Linked DNA regions of Mus musculus: region 1 is linked to region 2. The links are chromatin contacts, found by POLR2A ChIA-PET in ENCODE. All regions are on one chromosome and are shown on one strand. The core of a region is the stretch at or near the end of the contact, and the rest is flanking DNA. Distances in the headings are between cores, read along the strand shown.

The links. ChIA-PET counts read pairs that join two places held with the same protein, here RNA polymerase II (POLR2A).
Region 1: POLR2A ChIA-PET joins it to region 2 with 10 read pairs in Patski. The contact joins the enhancer-like site here to the promoter of Cox8a in region 2. POLR2A ChIA-PET finds 5 or more read pairs at or near these places in 2 of 5 experiments (Patski and embryonic stem cell).

The regions. Positions count from the first base shown.
Region 1 is chr19:7,131,811-7,137,046 of GRCm38, reverse strand. The region is part of intron 3 of Macrod1 (mono-ADP ribosylhydrolase 1); the gene reads right to left. Gm38621 (a long non-coding RNA gene) reads right to left here. Exons shown (of 2, transcript XR_877703.3): 1 at 4,573-5,236; 2 at 1,008-1,366. It also overlaps a transcript of Flrt1 not described here. Among named protein-coding and RNA genes, the nearest start is that of Gm38621, 11 kb to the right of the region's middle. Within about 2 kb of position 1,335, at least 2 of the 3 ENCODE cell types and tissues checked have a DNase peak (open chromatin) inside an H3K27ac peak, as active enhancers do.
Region 2 is chr19:7,215,965-7,220,615 of GRCm38, reverse strand. Cox8a (cytochrome c oxidase subunit 8A) reads left to right here and starts at 3,000. Exons shown (of 2, transcript NM_007750.2): 1 at 3,000-3,217. The coding sequence starts at 3,104.

The sequences.
Region 1 (5,236 bases), core at 86-2,585, 82 kb after region 2:
CACCCTTGCAGTGGCCTGACATCAGACACAGGGAGGACAGGTACACACTCAGCAGTGCATGGTGACACCTGGGTCTGGCTTAGGCAGTAGAGTCTCTAATGTGTCACGGGGAACCTCTAGCTGCTGGCTCGGCTGATGCAACAGGCATCTATTGACAGTCATTAAGTCTTTAGCAAATGATTGACAAGGAAATAACCTTGACGGGAATTTAGCTTGGGAGTCCAGTGCAGATCCAGTTTCGAAGGCTCCCCACACCCCATGGCCCAGCCCATCCTCGACAATCTACAGGCTTGCAGAGCAGCGGGCAGGTGAGCCCTGGGCAGGAGTGGCATGGTGAGAGGGGAAGGTAACACAGGGCTGTGTCCCTACATCCTCTCTTCCCCGTGGTGACTTGATGGGGGTGCTGTTATTGTGCCTCTGCCACGGATGCAGAGATTGGGTCTGGGACTCACATAGCTTTTAGGTGGCAGGAATTCCCATTCCTGTCCCAGTGTGACACCCTGTTGAACTGAGTCGTGTGTCTGAGATGCCAAACAAAGCCATGCTGTCTTCAGATCCAAATAAGGCAAGCAGGCCAGGCTTGGGGAGAAGGTCAGAGCCTGGGTCGGGGGTGTACCTGGGGCTCTCAAAACTACCAGGAGGGTTCAGAGCCACTGGCTTTCTGGCTTATTTTCTCTCTTTATAAAATGGAGCAGGCAGTGCCTCCCCATCAGGGGCTCTACGGGAGGCGTGCGCGGGAAGTGTTAGGAAAACTATAAAATGCCAAACAAACAGGAGGCTGGCAGAGCGCTTCCTCCCGCCTGGCAGGCAGGCTGGGGACTGGGAGGCCCTGTGAGAACCCCAGAGCAGGTCAGGTGGGGCCCCGCCTTGCCTGCTGGGCCAAGAGGAGGAGGAGAAGCCGGAGGGAGGAGTGTGCTGGGCACAGGAGGCATCCCAGCTGATCCCAGCAGATTTAACAGGACTTTGAAAAATAAAAAAGGTAAAACAGTCAAACCACTGCCCGCTCCTCCTGCTGCAATAAAAATGGATTTATTTGTTCGTGGAATGAAATTTAATAACTTTGGGGGGAGATGAGGCGTGAACAATAACAGTTTTTTTCCCCTCTTTCTCATTTTGGAGGGAGAAGGGAGGAAGAAGAGGGGATGAGGACCCCCGTTGAGATAGTTGGGGGAAGGGGGTGTGTGGGACTGAGCCCTCTAGAGATTGGCTAAGTAGACAAGGAGGGGCTGGCTCTGCTCCACGCTCCAGAGACTTCCACGGTTCAGGTTCACGGAGGGGCCGCGTGCTTCTCTTGTTTCCCTGTGCACCCGGCTGTGCGCCAGGCCTCTGCCCCCGCTGGGCCCTCCTCCTGCTGTGCCTTCCTCCCCTGTCAAAATTCCACTCATCCCTCAGAACTGTTTGTAGAAAGGCCTCCACCAAAGCTCCCATGCCCCTCCCCAACCCACTCCCAGTCCCTGGCAGCAGCCCCTCCCAGCTACAGCATGCCCCTAGACCTCTCTGAGAACCCACATCCCTTTCTACCCTCTGCAAAATTGTGTGTGGTGCTTGGCTCCCAGATTTCAGCCTGTGGCCCTCACCTCTGGGCCCTGGCCCAGAGCAGTAATGTTTGTTGAATGAATAAGTGTAAGTCAGAGACTTGGTGTCTGTCAATTATCCTCTAACCCAGGGGCTGTCTGAGCAGAAGCCAAGAAGCCAAGCTCCCTACATGGCCACTGCTCTTAACTGAGCCGGTACCAGACCTGGAGGACTGCTGGAGGAAGGGTAGGGGGCCTCAGTGCTCCACCCCAGAAACCCACTGCTTTCTATGAGGTGTTTCATCTCTTCAGGCTATGCTTTCCACAAAGCAGGTCCCAGAGTCACCGAGCCTGGTAGTTATGGGGGTTCTCTGTCAAGCAGGAGGTCCCAGAGTCTGGTGAAGCCAGCGATTGCAATGCCTCATCCTCTCTTGGACTACGGAACACAAGAATCGGACCACGAAGGAAGGGGCTGTGAACTGAGTCACCCGGGCCAGGCTGTGGGCAGGGACTGGCCGTGCCAAGAGGTTGGAAGCCTCTCTAGGTTGGTCTTATGGTGATTCCAGGTCTGGCTCCCACAGCCTGGAGAGGCCTCAGCTGTGCAGGGGGGACAGGCAGCCTGGGAGCTGCTGGGCAGGTCGATAGCAAAACAAACGCACTATTGACCGCAGCCGCTCACTAAATCCTCCCGGCAGACAAGCTGATGTGAGCCCAAATAGAATGGACTCAGAACTCAAGTCGCCCCTCCCTGCCCCACCCCCAGCTCCAGGGGAGGGGCGAGGCGAGCTGCAGCTGGGCCGAAAGCGGGGCTGGGACCAACTCTGTTCCAGTCTCAGTGCACAGGCTTGGAGTCAGGCGGCCCTGAGCGGGGCCAGGAGAGGCCATGGATGCCCGAAGGCAGGAATCCCAGCAGCTAAAATTAGGTCCAGCTGATCTGTTTTTTTTTTTTTTTTTTTTTAATAATTACATAACATTTGCTAAATAGCAAAGAATACATATGCTGTCTCTCGGTTATGAAGCATAATAATGAACCAAATGCCTATGACCCCTGTATGCAAATGAAGCCCAGTGTAGGTCATTGGTCTCCAGTGCTCTGGGGCAGAGATAATGAGGCACCCTGCACCTGGTGCCCTGGATTCTCTGTCAGCCTCAGCCTAGATCTGCAAAGATTAGCTAGGAATACTCTCAGAATTGGGGAGTGCGCACCTTGGCTTGGGCTGTGGCTTCTCATGTATGACCCAGAGGTTCCCTAACCTGGGGACCTGGGGACCCGTGAACCCTGACACTTCCTTGCATGCTTGCGTATCTGGTGATGGTGTCATTTTCTAGGGAAAGGGTTGTGTTCCCACAGTGAGCTTTTCCAAGATAGACAAGTCAGTTCTGTGGCCCAGGAAAGGCCAAGACTCAACCACAAGGATCAGAAGCAGATCCAGGTTTCTGAGGGCCATTGGGCATCCGGCACAGGCCCCGCCCCCCAATTGCCTGCTTCTGTCTCGGTTTCCCCCACATTCCCACGTTCAATCATCCATTGATTCAGAAACACCTCTTAGGATCCTGCTGTGTGCTGTGTGAACTGGGTGTGTGGGTGTGTGATCCGGAGGCTGTGACCCACACTTCCAACTGTGGCCTCCTGCTCTTAGGCCCATCCTATTCTCTAAGGCAGCCCAGGGTGGACTTGAGGTCCCAGATCTGCCTTTGAGCTCCCACTCAACCTGCCTGGCTTCTCTTCTGGATAAAATAAAGTCTTATCTTTGGCATCCTTAAGATGGGCAGGATGAAACTGGAGGGTTTTGGAAGGATTCACCGAGGTCGTTTGTGGCACTTATTAATTAACGTATTAATTCACAATTAGTGCCAGACGCCTGCTGAGTTGGGGCTGCCCGTTCTGGCCCAGGTACAGGTATGAGAGGCAAGGGCCAGAGACAGGCGTTGGAGCCGCACAGCTGTGCGGGCTGCCAGCCTGGGCGGTCTGGCACATCAGATGGTGTGTGTGTGTGTGTGTGTGAGTGTGTGTGTGTGTGTGTGGGGGGGGGGGATTCTCACCTCCTAAATATGTTCCTGGAGGAGTTAAAGCTAGGCCTCAGAGGGGTATACACTGCAGTTTCCCAAGGAGGTAAGACCTACACCTATTCAGTTCTGGCTCTGGGGGTGGGTGGGGGACCAAAACCCCACGCTCCACAGTCCCAGGGACTCAGTAACTCCACAGCGTGCAGCTCTCTGTAGCCCTCTCCAGCATCAGTAGCTCAGCTCCCGGACCCATTCAAGCCCAGTAGGCCCAGACTCTGAAGCCTCCAGACCCCTGCAGGTTGCAGATCTCTCAGAGCCCACAGTCCCCTGCCGCCTTAGACTGCACATCCCATAAGCCCTGCAGCTCCTAGCCCTACTGTAGCCCCCTGAAGTACCTACCAGACACTGCCTTTCCCATAGCCTCCAGACACTGCAGATCCTAGACCCTCACAGCCCCAAGACCCACAGCTCCCAGATCTTATAATCTCCAACTCCTACAGCCTCCAAACACAAAGCCTTTGCAGCTCCGAAGCCATACAGTCCCAAGAGCTCTTCCAGGACCCTGATCTGACGTGGCTACCTCTGAGCTGAGTGATGATGGAGAACTGACTGGCTGAGGAGAGGGAGGCAGAGAGTACTGGGGCTCTGCCCCCCAAAGGTTGCTTTGAAGACCCAGGCCCCCTGCACAGAGGGAGGTTCTGTCATATTACAGAGAGAAGGAAAGAAGCTCAGAGAGGTTAAGTTTCTAGCCCACAGTCACACAGTAAAGTAAGGGATTAGAGAAATGATCCTCATGTGACTCCTGCCCCTCACTTCCCTTCCTTTTGCAGCCTCCCAGTGCTGAACTGGGGTCTCCTCCAGGGGCCTGTGCACTCCCAGTATGTCTTAGTTTTCAGAGATCCTTCCTCCCATGAACAAGATAACATTGAAGCTGTCCTGTGAGTCCAAACTGGTGTCTCAGAGGCCCCTATGCCTGGACTCTGTGCTTCACCATGAACCAGCAGGAGTTTTGGCATCATTTGCAGGTCCGAAGCTTGAGGTAGGGACTTACTTGGTGATCGCTGGGCGTATTCTGGCTCTACACCCTCTCTCCAACTGGAGCCCTCCCCTGCAGTCGGTCAGAGAGATGCTACCCAGGACAGGAGGGCTGGTGACTCCTGCACCCACCTCCTCGGGGTTAGAAAGGAGAGCTGGGGAGCCATAGCTGAAGGAAGGTGTGGGCACAGGGATTCCTGGGCCTTGGGGGCAAGCTTGGATGCCATTGTGACTCAAGGTCGCACATTACCCTCTCTGGGCATTATGGTTCCATAATGGGGACCAGGGGTTGAGGCTAACTCCACAGGGCAGCTCACAATGGTTCAAGGCCATGATCAGTACATGTCAGCCTTGTCCTCCCAGGGAATCCTGGGTCATGTCTAGATTCTGGGGACCTGGCCTCCCCTGACCTAGGCCTACTCTCAAAATGGCCCTCCCTCCTATAGCCCCTGTGAGGGAAGGTTCCTTACCCTTTATTGGTTGCTGAGGCCCCTCCCATCATTTCAGGACCCTACTTTGGGTCTAAGCCACTCCTTGGGCCCCATCACAGCTTGATATTTAACAGGCATCATCAGTTTTCTTATTCCTGTTTTACAGCAGAGAACTGAGTGCTCAGAGAGGTCAAGCAGCTAATTAAAAGCTACTCAGCTTCTAGACGGTGGAGTCCCAGACAGGCGCAA
Region 2 (4,651 bases), core at 1,751-4,250:
TCATGGTGTTTCATCACAAGAAAAGTAGTCACTACAGAGAGATCTCTATAGCTGGACATGGTTCATGCCTGTAATCCCAGTGCTCAGGGAGGCTGAAGCACACTATTCAGGGCTATAAGAGTGAGACCCTGTTTGGTTTGGTTTGGTTTGGTTTTTTGAGACAGGGTTTCTCTGTGTAGCTCTGGCTGTCCTAGAACTCACTCTGTAGACCAGGCTGGCCTCGAACTCAGAAATCTGCCTGCCTCTGCCTCCCAAGTACTGGGATTAAAGGTGTGTGCCACCACTGCTCATCGGAGACCCTGTAATATACAAAAACAACAACAACCAATAATGACAAAGCCTGCAGAGTAATTATTATAAATATGATGTCAGCTGAGTCCACATAGCAAATATCGGACCAGCCAGGTCCATATAGTAAGATTTTTGGGGGCTGGTGAGATGGCTCAGTGGGTAAGAGCACCTGACTGCTCTTCCGAAGGTCCGAAGTTCAAATCCCAGCAACCACATGGTGGCTCACAACCACCCATAATGAGATCTGATGCCGCCTTCTGGAGTGTCTGAAGACAGCTACAGTGTACTTACATATAATAAATAAATCTTTTAAAAAACAAAAAAAAACCCCAGATTTTTGTCTCAAAATTTTCAAAAAAGTGTGAGGGATACCCATACAAAATCCCTACTTCATTAGAAACTTGATACATAGTTAAGGATGACATATAGTCTCTGGACTCCACCTCTTAAATGCTAGAATTACAGTTGTGGGCTACCAAGTCAGGTTTATATAGTGCTGGAGAATAGGACCCTTTTTGTGCATGCGAGGCAATCACTTTATTCCCAGCTACTTGTCTTCAATCAATGGTAAAATGATAAGTATACTTAAGATTACTATCAGTATTATTTGAGGCAGCATCTTACTATGTAGCCCTGGCTGGTTTAGAACTTGCTATTTGAGGGGCTGGTGAGATGGCTCAGTGGGTAAGAGCACCCAACTGCTCTTCCAAAGGTCTGAAGTTCAAATCCCAGCAACCACATGGTGGCTCACAACCATCTGTAACAAGATCTGACTCCCTCTTCTGGAGTGTCTGAAGACAGCTACAGTGTACTTATATAATAAATATATAAATCTTAAAAAAAAAAAAAAAAAAAAAAAAAACTGGGCTGGTGAGATGGCTCAGTGGGTAAGAGCACCCGACTGCTCTTCCGAAGGTCCAGAGTTCAAATCCCAGCAACCACATGGTGGCTCACAACCACCCGTAAGGAGATCTGACTCCCTCTTCTGGAGTGTCTGAAGACAGCTACAATGTACTTACATATAATAAATAAATAAATCTTAAAAAAAAAAAAAAAAAAAAAACTTTAAAAAAAGAAGATTTACCAGGCTGGCCTCAAACTCAGACACTCCAGAAGAGGGAGTCAGATCTCGTTACAGATGGTTGTGAGCCACCACGTGGTTGCTGGGATTTGAACTCCGGACCTTCGGAAGAGCAGTTGGGTGCTCTTACCCACTGAGCCATCTCACCAGCCCCAATAAATCTTTTTAAAAAAGAAAGAAAAGGTGTTCTAGGTAGAATGTAAAGAGTAAAAAGTCCAAAATCTGGAAGGGTGGAGAAGAGACCTAGGAGCAAGGACAAAAAACAAGCGATATTGAGAAGTCAGACAGAAGGGCAATATCCAAGATCCGGGCCTTGTCTAGAAAGCAATGGGGAGGGCTGGCAAGATGGCTCAGTGGATAAGAGCACTTACTGCTCTTCCGAAGGTCCTGAGTTCAAATCCCATTGGAGGCCCTCTTCTGGTGCATCTGAAGTCAGCTACAGTGTACTTATGTATTAATAATAAATAAATCTTTGTGCCAGAGCAAGCAGGGACTGAGTTTACAGGAGCGAGCAGAGCTGACCGGAGCAAGCAGAGGTCTTAAAAATTCAGATCCCAACAGTGACATGAAGACTCACAACCATCTGTATAGACACAGTGTAATCACATACATAAATATTTTTTTAAAGAAAGCAATGGGGAACCACTTGATCAGGTATTTGTCTAGTAAAACAAGAAGGAAGGAGAGAGGAGAAAGGAACAGAAAGAATAAAGGCAGAAGGGAGACAGGGGATAAAGAAGAGAAAGAAGAGAGGCAACAAGGCATGGAACATAGGAATAGAAGCAGAAAAGTTCAAGGTCATTCTCATCTACACGGTTTTAGGACAGCCTGGGCTACTGGAGACCTTAAAAAACCAAAACTGGCCGGGCGTGGTGGCGCATGCCTTTAATCCCAGCACTCGGGAGGCAGAGGCAGGCGGATTTCTGAGTTCAAGGACAGCCTAGTCTACAGAGTGAGTTCCAGGACAGCCAGGGCTACAGAGAGAAACCCTGTCTCGAAAAACAGAGAACAAAACAAAACAAAACAAAACTGTCCTAACACACACAAAAGGAGGAAAGCAGAAGTTGAGAACAGTTACCAGTTATGTGGAAACGGGTTTCTGAGAGGATAACAGTAAATGACAGGAGTCTCGGGGCTGGAGAGAGAGCTCAGCGCTTAGAAGCACTCGCTGCTCTTGCAGAGGTCCAGTTCAGTTCAGTTCCCAGCATCCACAAGATTACTCACTATTGCCTGAACTCCAGTTCCAGAGGATCCAACACCCTCTTTTGGCCTCTCTGCGTTCTGCATACACAGATGAACATGCTGACAAAACACTCATAAAGTAAAACTATGTTTTTAAAACTAGAGGCTTACTGGTGGCGAGCTGGAGTCACTAGTACAGTGCTGGCAGAGAGAGGATCCTAGTTAAATGAATGGAGGGAGGAGCCAAGGAGTCAATAGACTTGTAGCTTGTGTGATTGGGTGGCTATGCGTGTCACTCTCGAAGAAAGTGGAGGTGGGAGCAAAGGTGTCTCATTTCTCCTCCCATCTGTGTAGGATGATGTCGGTTGGTTGTTTCGAGGAGCGCGCCAAAAACAGCCCAGGCGGGCGAGGGGGCTTGTCCCGACGTCATTTCCGAAATACTTCCGGCTCGGGCGTCCGGCAACTTCAGCGCCGGAACTTCCGGCTGGTTCGGCCATCTTGACTCCCTGACCTTGGACTGGTCCTCGTCCGTGGTCGTTCCGCGCCGTCATGTCTGTCCTGACGCCACTGCTGCTGAGGAGCCTGACCGGCTCGGCCCGGCGGCTCATGGTGCCGCGGGCTCAGGTCCACTCGAAGCCGGCGCGGGAGCAGCTCGGGGTCCTGGTGAGCGGGACGGACCGGGAGCGGGGAGGTGGGCGAACTGTGGTAGCCTGCGACATTGGCTTAGGCCTGTCCTCAAGGCATGGATGAGACAGTCGCTCGGCTGCTCCTAAGCCCTAGGTATTTTTCCCAAGTTCCTGGATGTCAGGTCAGCCCGCTAGTTTGTTTACTCTGTTCGGCCTCTCTAAACCCGTCTCTCCTTCCATTCCCCCCCCCCCCCCACCGCAGGGGAGGGCATGCCTGGTAACTGGCAGCGACGTCATGGTTGTTACTGCTACATTTTATTATTAAGGAGGGCTGCAGAGTTCACCAGGTCTACATTCCCAGAGATGTAGGAGCATTTAGATACTAGGACAATTTTTACTTTTAAAACATTAGTTTAAAAACATGAGGCAGGGTCTCTTGTAGCCCAGGCTGACCACATTTGACTTTGAAGCGATAATCTCTTTAGTGCTGGGATAACAGGCCTGTGCCATCACTTGTGGTTTATGTGGTGCTGGGGATCAAGCCCGGGACTTTGTGTTAGGCAAGCACTTTCTTAATACTACACCGCAGCCTAGGCCCCCCCATCCCTCCCTTTTTTGGAGCTCTTCTGTTTTAAGTGACAATGGGTCATGAATCCAGATATCTGGGCATTGAATTAGGGGTAGAACCAAAGCACTGCCACTGAAGAAACAGTGACAACCAAGCCATGCCCTCTCTTACGCCCATTTAGTGGGAGGTTGAGGCATGAAAACAGAGCTCGGGAATTCAGGCCAGCTTGGGCAACATACTGAGACTCTGTCTCAAAAACAAGAGTCTGGGGGCTGGAAAGATGGCGTTTGGTGCATAGCCTCATGAAGACTGGTTCAGGTTCCAGCACCCATATAACAAGCTTGTAACTCCAGCTCCAACGCATCTGACATCCCGTCCTGACCTTGGGTAAGCATGCAAACACATACCTGTGCTCACACACATGCATCATACAAATATAGATAAAACACATCTTTAAAAGATACAAAACCCCAGCAGGGCAGTGTGGCACACGCCTATAATCCAGCACTTATGCTATAGAAGCTGTGGATCTCTGAGTTCAAGGCCAGCCTGGTCTACTGAGTGAGTTCCAGGACAGCCAGGGCTACACAGAGAAACCCTGTCTCTGTGTAGACAACAAACAACAAAAACAAAAAAAGAGAAGAAACTGTATAGAAAGCAAGGACACGTGAGAATGGTTTATTTAAGAAGTATTCGCTTCACCAGCATGAAGATTTGACATTGACTACCCAGTAACCGGCTAGTCTTTAGCCCTAGTGCTGGTAGGGGGAGAGGGGCAGGGAGCTCCCTGGATTCCACTGTTCAGCTTGTCTAGCCAAAACAGTGAACTTCAGGTTTAGTAAAAAAAAACCTGTCTCCAAAAAAAAAAGAAAGAAAGAAAGAAAGAAAGAAAAGATGGAGAGC